2 separate regions of the Homo sapiens genome follow, and region 2 is linked to region 1. The links are chromatin contacts, found by Hi-C or POLR2A ChIA-PET in ENCODE. All regions are on one chromosome and are shown on one strand. The core of a region is the stretch at or near the end of the contact, and the rest is flanking DNA. Distances in the headings are between cores, read along the strand shown.

The links. A loop is a pair of places that touch in the nucleus more often than their neighbours do. ChIA-PET counts read pairs that join two places held with the same protein, here RNA polymerase II (POLR2A). Pooled maps may share reads with other maps.
Region 2: a loop to region 1 is called in a map of naive thymus-derived CD4-positive, alpha-beta T cell, with 8 times the contacts of the local background. The contact joins the promoter of PTPN21 here to the enhancer-like site in region 1. A Hi-C loop is called at or near these places in 1 of 168 maps with a recorded cell type or tissue (naive thymus-derived CD4-positive, alpha-beta T cell), 15 of 37 single-sample maps with no recorded cell type and 12 of 50 pooled maps. POLR2A ChIA-PET finds 5 or more read pairs at or near these places in 2 of 52 experiments (GM12878 and MCF 10A).

The regions. Positions count from the first base shown.
Region 1 is chr14:88,666,108-88,670,216 of GRCh38, reverse strand. The region is part of intron 21 of EML5 (EMAP like 5); the gene reads left to right. Among named protein-coding and RNA genes, the nearest start is that of ZC3H14, 110 kb to the right of the region's middle. RefSeq lists an enhancer at 1,643-1,822. Within about 2 kb of position 2,278, at least 6 of the 41 ENCODE cell types and tissues checked have a DNase peak (open chromatin) inside an H3K27ac peak, as active enhancers do; they include GM12878, where a contact is called at or near this core.
Region 2 is chr14:88,553,306-88,557,414 of GRCh38, reverse strand. It overlaps PTPN21 (protein tyrosine phosphatase non-receptor type 21), which reads left to right and starts at 2,408. Exons shown (of 19, transcript NM_007039.4): 1 at 2,408-2,764. LOC124903405 (proline-rich protein 2-like) reads left to right here and starts at 625. Exons shown (of 2, transcript XM_047432047.1): 1 at 625-652; 2 at 2,355-2,758. The coding sequence starts at 625. The coding sequence ends at 2,719. RefSeq lists a silencer at 2,401-2,450.

The DNA.
Region 1 (4,109 bases), core at 1,029-3,528:
CCCAAGTAGCTGGGATTACAGGCACCTGCTACCACACCCAGCTAATTTTTTTTGTTTTTTTTTTAGTAGAGATGGGGTTTCACCATCTTGGTCAGGCTGGTCTTGAACCCCTGACCACATGATCCACCTGCCTCGGCCTCCCAAAAGTGCTGGGATTACAGGCATGAGCCACTATGCCTGGCCTGTTTTTCTTTTAACAGTCAGACCCCTCTTCCTCTTCCAGCTGAGGTTTGCTGGAGGTCCACTCCAGACCTTCTTTGCCTGGGTCCCTCCCACACCTCGAGGTATCACCAGTGGAGGCTGCAAAACAGTAAAGGTAGCTGCCTGCTCCTTTCCCTGGGATCTCTGTCCCAGAGGGTCACTGAACTGATACCAGTGGAAACGCCCCTGTATAAGGTGTCTAGCAACCCCTGTTGGGGTGGTCTCACCCAGTCAGGAGGTACAGGATCCAGGACCCACTTAATGAAGCACTCTGACTACCCCTTGGCAGAGGGGGTGCATTACACTGGGGGAAATCCCACTTGTCCTGACTGCCCAGATTCCTCAGAGCTGGTAGAGGGAAAGACTAAGTCTGCTGATCCATGGAGACCACGGATGCCCCTCCCCTCTAGGAGCTCAGTCCCTGGGAGATCAGAGTTCTGTCCACAAACCTCTGGCTGGAGTTGCTGAAATTCCTGCAGGGAGGCCCCGCACAGTGAGGGGTTATGGTCAGGGTCCGACCTAAAGAGGCAGTCTGGCCACCATCTGCCACAGCCTCTGTGCTGCACTGTGGTGAATTCCTCCTGGGTCTAAACTGTCTATTTTCCCAGGCACCATCAGAGGAGAAATGGCAGACTGGAGCTGCAGTGATGTCTGCTGCCCCTCGCCCAGGGAGCTCAGTCATCTGAGGCAGCAGACAGCCAAAGTGATGACAGCCGTCCCTTCCCCCAGGAACTTGGTAGTCTTCGGCAGTCTGTAGCTAAGTGGCCACTGAGAATCTGTGCAGCTCTATGCTTGGGACTCAAGGAACTGGTGGCATGGGCTCACGGAGGGGATCTCCTGATCCACCAGTTGCACAGATCCATGGAAAAAGTGTGGTTTCCCGGGCAGGATAGCACAATCACTCACTGCCTCTCTTGGCTGGGAGTAGGAGCTCCCCTTGTCCTGTGCAGCTCCCAGGTGGGCTGTCACTCCACCCTGCTTTTCCTCACTCTCCATGGGTCATGCCAACCACCTTGTCAGTCCCAATGAGAGAACCTGGATACCTCAGTTGCTGGTGCAGGATTCACTTGCCGTTTTCGGTCTTCTTGGTGGGAGCCTCTGACCACAGCTGTTTCTAGTTGGCTTTCTTGGCCCCTCCCCTTCCAAATGTGGCTTTTTTGCTCTGGGTTTCTGCTCCCCTTTTAATTTTGATAACTAGAAAATGTTTCTAATTTTTCAATGATCTCAGCTATGAATTTTAAAGGATACTTACTATATTAATCTTCCCTTAAACTCAACTTTCTACCTGCTTTATGCCTGCACCCAACCAGCAGAATAAGCATTGAGTAAAACAGGGAACTGTGATAATTGACCTCACTACTATTCTGTTTCTCTTCCCTCTTTTGTAGCAGAACTCCTCAAAATAGTTGAGGCGCCCTTCTCTGTGTGTTCACATGACAGTAGCTCCATAACCCACTCCAATTAGGCTTTTTTCCCTACTTGTCCATTTAACCTGCTGCCAATCTGTTGATCACTTCCTGGTTCTCAGTGTATTCACCTCACAGCAGTTTGTGACACAATTTATCATTCCCTTTTTTTTTTCTGAAATACTTTATTCACTTGTCTCTGGAACCCGTGCGTGTCTGTTTCTTCTCTCTACTTCACTGACTCCCTTTTTCTGTTTCCTTTGCTAGTGCTATCTCTTCTTCCTGCACTCTGCATTTAGGACTGCTCCAGCGCTTCTCCCCGGACTTTTCTTTTCATATGTACACTCACACTTTAGATTCAGTCGGTCACTGTCCAGTCAGAAGATGAGACTACAAGGCTTATTTGAACAGTGGGAATTTAATAAAAAGAATTGCTAACTAGCAAAAAGTGATTACCTACTGAAAAAGCCTTAGAGGTAGCCACCATAGAAAGCAGCAACCCTAGTACTAAGGGAGAGTGAACAAGTTAAAGGTGATTCAGACCTGTTTGGAAATGGTGTGGCTGCCACCAGAACATTCAGTGAGCTTGTGGCGAAAAAGCTTGCCAGAGGGTGCAGCCCTCAGTGGAACAGTGAGAGTAGTCACTTGGTGAAGGAGAAGCTTGCCAGAGGCAGCAGGCCAGAGCTGAATGGTCAGAACCACTGCTTGAAGAGCTTAACCTAGGGCAAAATCATTGAACTGTGAGGACTCCTGCCAGAGAATCTTCCTGAAGTCCGCAAATTGCAGCTAAATTGTTAGAGCCATTACAGTGATGGTGGAGAAACTTGCTGAAAGAGGCAGTTGGGGCTGCCACTCTGGTGAATGCCATCAGGCCCCCTTCATGCCAGTGCCCGGGCTCTGTTAGTAAAACAGCACACTGGAGGAAGGGAGTCACTTCTGTTTTGGCCTTGTAGTGTCTCTCCAGCTCCCTCTACTGGCAAGCTAGCAAAAAAGTCTGTGAGGCCCAAAGTGGCAGATTTGGAACTGAGAGGCAATAAATTAATAACCAGCACAGTCTTCCCCTCTGGCTAGTCAGGATCCACATGAACCTTTATACACACATTTGAACTTCAGTACAATCACAGAACTAACCTTATGTTTCTACCCAAAGAGATGCAGCTACCCTTGGTACAAGTGAAGTAGTTCTCACCCCTAAAGAGAGAAGACCTACGCTATTCTCAAATTTAGTCACGGTCTTATATTCTTTTAACACAAGGAATATTCTTTTAACACAAAATTGTAAAGTTAACCTCCAACAAACTTGTATAAAATATGAAGGAGAAAAAGGAGAGAAAAGTCAAATAGTTAATATACACAAATAAAGATATACATATAACAAACATTATATGCAGCTCCTGAAAAGGATTCATATATTAAATTGTCTCCTTCATGTCTTCACTTGAACTTCTCATAGGCATCTTTAACTTAATTTGTACAGAACTAAGCACTGGTGGTTCCTCCTCTAGTTTATCCCATCTCAGTAAATGGCATCACCACTCAAGCAAAACCATGCCCTTGACGCCTTTCACCCCACATCCAGTTGGTCAAAGTTCTGCCAGCTCTATCTTTGAAATATATCCAAATCCTTCCTCTTATCACCTCCACTGCTGCCACCCAGCTCCAGGTCATCATCATCTCTTGACTCTCAAATCTGAGAAATCACATCTTAGATTTCTTCATTTCCAATGTATGCTTGATAATTAAATGACTACTTGTTCTCAACTTATGCTATAACTTTTCATTCTGTATATACCCTGTCCTTTCCTCATCAGATTTCATACAAGATACCAAAATCCTTAGGGCTTTTGAATATGTTTGCTGCAACCCTTGCTGTTAGGGTAAGCCCTTTTTTGTGTTTATCAATGCAGCACTAACCCTTATTTTTACGAATGTTAACATCATTAATGACATTAATGAACGATATTAATTTATCATTAATAATAAAAATATCATTTCATATATGGTTCTGAAACGTATATATACAGATGTATCTTCCTACCTTTAATAATGGCCTATTAGATTTTTAAAAATATTTTAGTTTCATAGGCCAGGTGCTGTGGCTCATGCCTGTAATCCCAGCACTTTGAGAGTCTGAGGCAGGTGGTTCACCTGAGGTCAGGAGTTCAGGACCAGCCTGACCAACATGGTGAAACCCCATCTCTACTAAAAATACAAAAGTAGCCAGGCCTGGTGGCACATGCCTGTAATCCCAGCTACTTGGGAGCCTGAGGCAGGAGAATCACTTGAACCCAGGAGGCGGAGGTTGCAGTGAGCTGAGATCATGCCATTGCACTCCACCCTGGGCAACAAGAGAGAAATTCCATCTCAAAAAAAATTACTTTTATAAAGATGACTTATTTCTTAAATTTCTGTTTTTTTGGAAAGAAGCTACAAAGGTAAAACCTACTCTGCAAAACTTCCACATATATCATTGGCTTTTTATGTTAATTAAAATCTCTCATT
Region 2 (4,109 bases), core at 1,159-3,658, 110 kb after region 1:
TGTCTTTCATCATTTTATGTGCTGGGCTTTCTTTTTACATTTTATTTATTTTAGTAAGAAATAACTTCCAGTGTAAAAGTATGTGTAAGTATGCCACCTTCTGGATAACAAGAGGGGGTAAAGATACTTATATGTAGTTTCTTGTAACTCTGCAGAACATCTTTGTAAGGATACAGAGGAATGAGGGAACACTGGTTACCTCCCAGGAGAAGAGCTGGGTGTCTAGCAGGCAGGGTGAGAAGGGGACTTTTTACTTACACCCTTTTGTATCTTTGGGGGTGGCACCATATAAATTATCTCACTTCCTTAGATATGCAACACAAGCTAATAATTTTATGTCTAATATTTTGAAGGTGTTATTCAAGTGCCTTCCCATGAATGTTCCTGCCAAATTAACATAGCTGAGGGAAAATAGGGCTTAGGTACTTGGTCAGTAAATGACATCTGTGGACTGTGAGGGAGGAAGTTCAACTCAGTTGTCTAACATCTCTTGGGTTTTATGGTCATTTTCTATTTTTAAAATTCTTTTATTTTCTTCCTGATTCAATTAACAAGTTTTTATTTAGTGCCTACTCTTTGCCCAGTACTGTCCTAGGAATCCTAGGAGATATAAAAGAAGCCGTCATGAAACAACTTTTACAGTTCTTGCCAAGTGTGGAGATCACTGTGGAATGGTGTGGCTAGAAAGTCATCCTGGAAGCAGAGTCTTACTTGCAGAGAAGCAGAAGGCTTAGACAAGTGGAAAGAGGGCAGGAGGGGCTGCTGGCCAGGGGCAAAGCTTGACAGGGGCAGAAAGCGATATAGGTGGTCAGAGAGGCCCGTTTGGAAAGTCCCTATAGGTCAGGCAGAAGAACTTAACCTTGGGAGTCCATTAAGAGTGATAAGAGAAGGAAGCCTGGTATTAGCAAGGAAATAAGAGAGAACTGAGAAACCAGATGCCAGGAGACCACCCTTGTTGCAATAATCCGGATGTAAAATGATGAGGGTTTGGATTTAGAATGTTCCAGGGGGAACAGAAAGGAAACAAAGAATTCATGAGACATTTCAAAGGAGGAAATACCAGGTCTTGATGACAGGCTGGAGATGATAATGGGAGAAGTCACACATGATTCCAGTTTTTCTACCTTGGGAAGCCAGCAAAGTGACTTCTTTTTAGATCTCTTTTCTTTGCTCACACACAAATTGACCCCCTCATAGAGTTCAGTTGAAATATCAATTACAAACAGAATTGATCTATTTTTTTTCCCTTAGAAACACAGGTAATCTTATTTGCCTTTAGCTAAACGACCCAAGATGCACCTTGCTGGGCTTTGCTCTTGGATAGCACTCATACCTCTATGACAATGCTCCCCACTTTGGCCTTGTACTGCGTGTGTGGTGTGCAGGTGCGTTTATCACCCACTAAACCAAAAGTCCGTGTTGTGCAGGGACCACGTCTCATGCAGAGTTAAGTATTCAAAAGTTTTTGTTAATTGTTTAAGAAAATGAGATTTACATGAAACAATACTTTAAAAAGCTTTCCAGAAACAACAGCATTAAAACAAAATCACTGAAATTAAAATTTACATAAATTAAAAGGTTCTGTGTTCCACATGCCAAGAAAAGATCTTACACTATTGTAATAGTGGTAGGGTCACACAGTTTTATTCCTCAGCTTAAGTGCTGCAATACAGTAATAATGCAGTACAAGAATACTGTATAATAAACCTTAAACGAAACACTTCATATATACTTTACACAAGTTATTGGATATTGCTTAGTATTTATTTCCCCCACCCCTGCTGTGCAAAGATATTAATATCCCTCTTTTATAGGAGAGGAAACAGGTAAAGAGAAGTTAAGAAACTTGCACAAGGTCATCCAGCTAGTAAATGTTGGAGCTGGGATTTGACAACTTTGTCAAGTCTCCATCCTTAACAGTTCTGCTCTATATTGCATAAGCAGACAGCTCCCTTTTGGGGACTGACAGGTTATTTGAGGCATATGAACCATTTTTGGTGGGGGGGCTTTCCCACCCAGTACTGGAAGTGTCTAGTTATATGGGGCATAACCTTAGGAGCAAGCAGGAAAAGAAGAAATGTATTCCAATAGTGTTCAGAAATATACCAGAGTAAACGAATAACCATCAATAACAGCATTTTACAGCCTACCTAATAACACAGGAATAAAACCCTTTATCTGGAACCTAAATAATACCCCCTCCACTCATTTTATTAAAAGCCTTGCTTTATTTGGAAACTCTTAAAATAAGTGGTCATACGATTAAAAAAAGCAGCGGCGCGCCCCCTCCCCGGCGGCCGGGCGCAGCTGTCCGCGCCTCCCCCGCGCGGCTGCCCGCATTCCAACTCTCTGAGGTCACGGGCCGCCGCCGCCTCCCCGGATCCGCCCGCCCGGCTCAGGGGGAGGGACGCCTGGGCCCGGCCGCCCCGCTGCTCCGGCCGCGCGTCCCGCGTCGGTCCGACGGTCTGTCCGTCCTCCTGCCACCCCCCGCCCCCACGGGGCTTCTTTGTGCGGCGCTCCTCGCCGGCCGGTCCCACCTCCAGGCCTCGCCCCTCGCCGTCGCCACCGCCGGACTCTGCCCAGGGGAATGGTCTGCGAGCCGGGTTTTTGGAGACAGGAAGTGAGGCGTGCGAGCCCCATGAGCGCGCCGCGGCCCGGGCTGGCGTGCGGGTGCGGCTGCGGCGGCCGCGCGGCGGGGCCCCGGGAGGCGGGTCGCTGAGCGGGGCGCGCGGCCCCGAGGATGCGGGAGCGGGAGCGGGAGCAGGTGAGGGCGCGGTCCCCGGCCGGCGGGAGGGGCGGGCGGCTGGCCCGAGCGGTGGGGTGTGTCCACTCGCCCGGACCCCGGAGCGCGCCCGCGGCCCCGGAATCCCGGAGAATGGGGCGCGGCGGCCAGACCCGTAGCGGGAGCGTAACAAAGAGAAAAGTCTTGTTTTTCAGGTTCGCTCTCATATACTTGAGTAATTTCTAAAAGGAGTCTTGAACTTCTATTCCGAACGCCCTGGCCGATTGTTGCGGGTTAATTCTGGATCAGGGTTTTAAATGTGTTAGGCATATTTGTGCCTCTCAGAATATATAAACGTGAAATTCGCCAGATAACTTTGGCGAGAAGGGGCGCAGGGAAGGACTGTTTGGTAACGCCTGGGTTTGTTTTTGGAGTAGAGTATTTACTCTGGAAACAAGAATTCTTGGATCTGCAAATTCCGACTTGTGATTTCTGCAAATCCTGATTAGATTGGCCGCTCTTGGCATGCTCGTCCTATTTTCTTTTTTGCTGAGAAAGCCTTATACTAATAGCGTATGCTCACAAACACATTCAGAACATTCGTGTGCTCCAAGTGACAACTGCTGTATGCCTAATAGTTGCTGACAGTTTATTTATTTTTTTAAGTTTGGGACACGACAGTAATTTTACTCTGAATATAGTCCGTTTCGTTTCTAGGGCATTTTATTCTGGAGCATCTACGCACAGATGTTTTCTCCGTGAGAAACATGGGTTTAATGCTATAGCTATAGATATTACTCTAAAAATGTCACATACTCTCTCCTTTTAGTGCTTATTTTATTTTAAAGCAACTTTGGCAAAATTACATGTGGTAAGGACCTTAATAGGAAAGGGGAAACGCTGTAAGATTGAGAGGTAAAGTGTATTTGAGGAACTTTTGGAAAGGGTTGTAGAGAGGGAAAATTAAAATGAATTCACAAATAGTTCAGACTGCCTTTTGTAAACTTGTACTGAAGCAGAATCTAGTATGTATCTGTTTACTTACCACAAAACGGAAAGATTTTGTAGAGAAAAAATTATATCCTAGTTTTCCTTTAATAGCTATTTATAAATTATGTTTACTTTAGTAAATTATAATTCCAGACCCAATCACTTTCATATTATTGCATATTATTTTATACCTGAAACAGACCTCCCCAAAGAACTCTTAAATTTCTACTCATCTTGGTTTTATTATCTTCAGACATTCATAATTGTATTACACCATTTGGCAACAAATACTGCATATTACTGAAAATTAAGATGTATAAATCATTGATAAATTTGTAAATTATTAAACAAAATCATTGTTTTAACATAGTGGGTTTTATATAAATAAGCAAAAAGC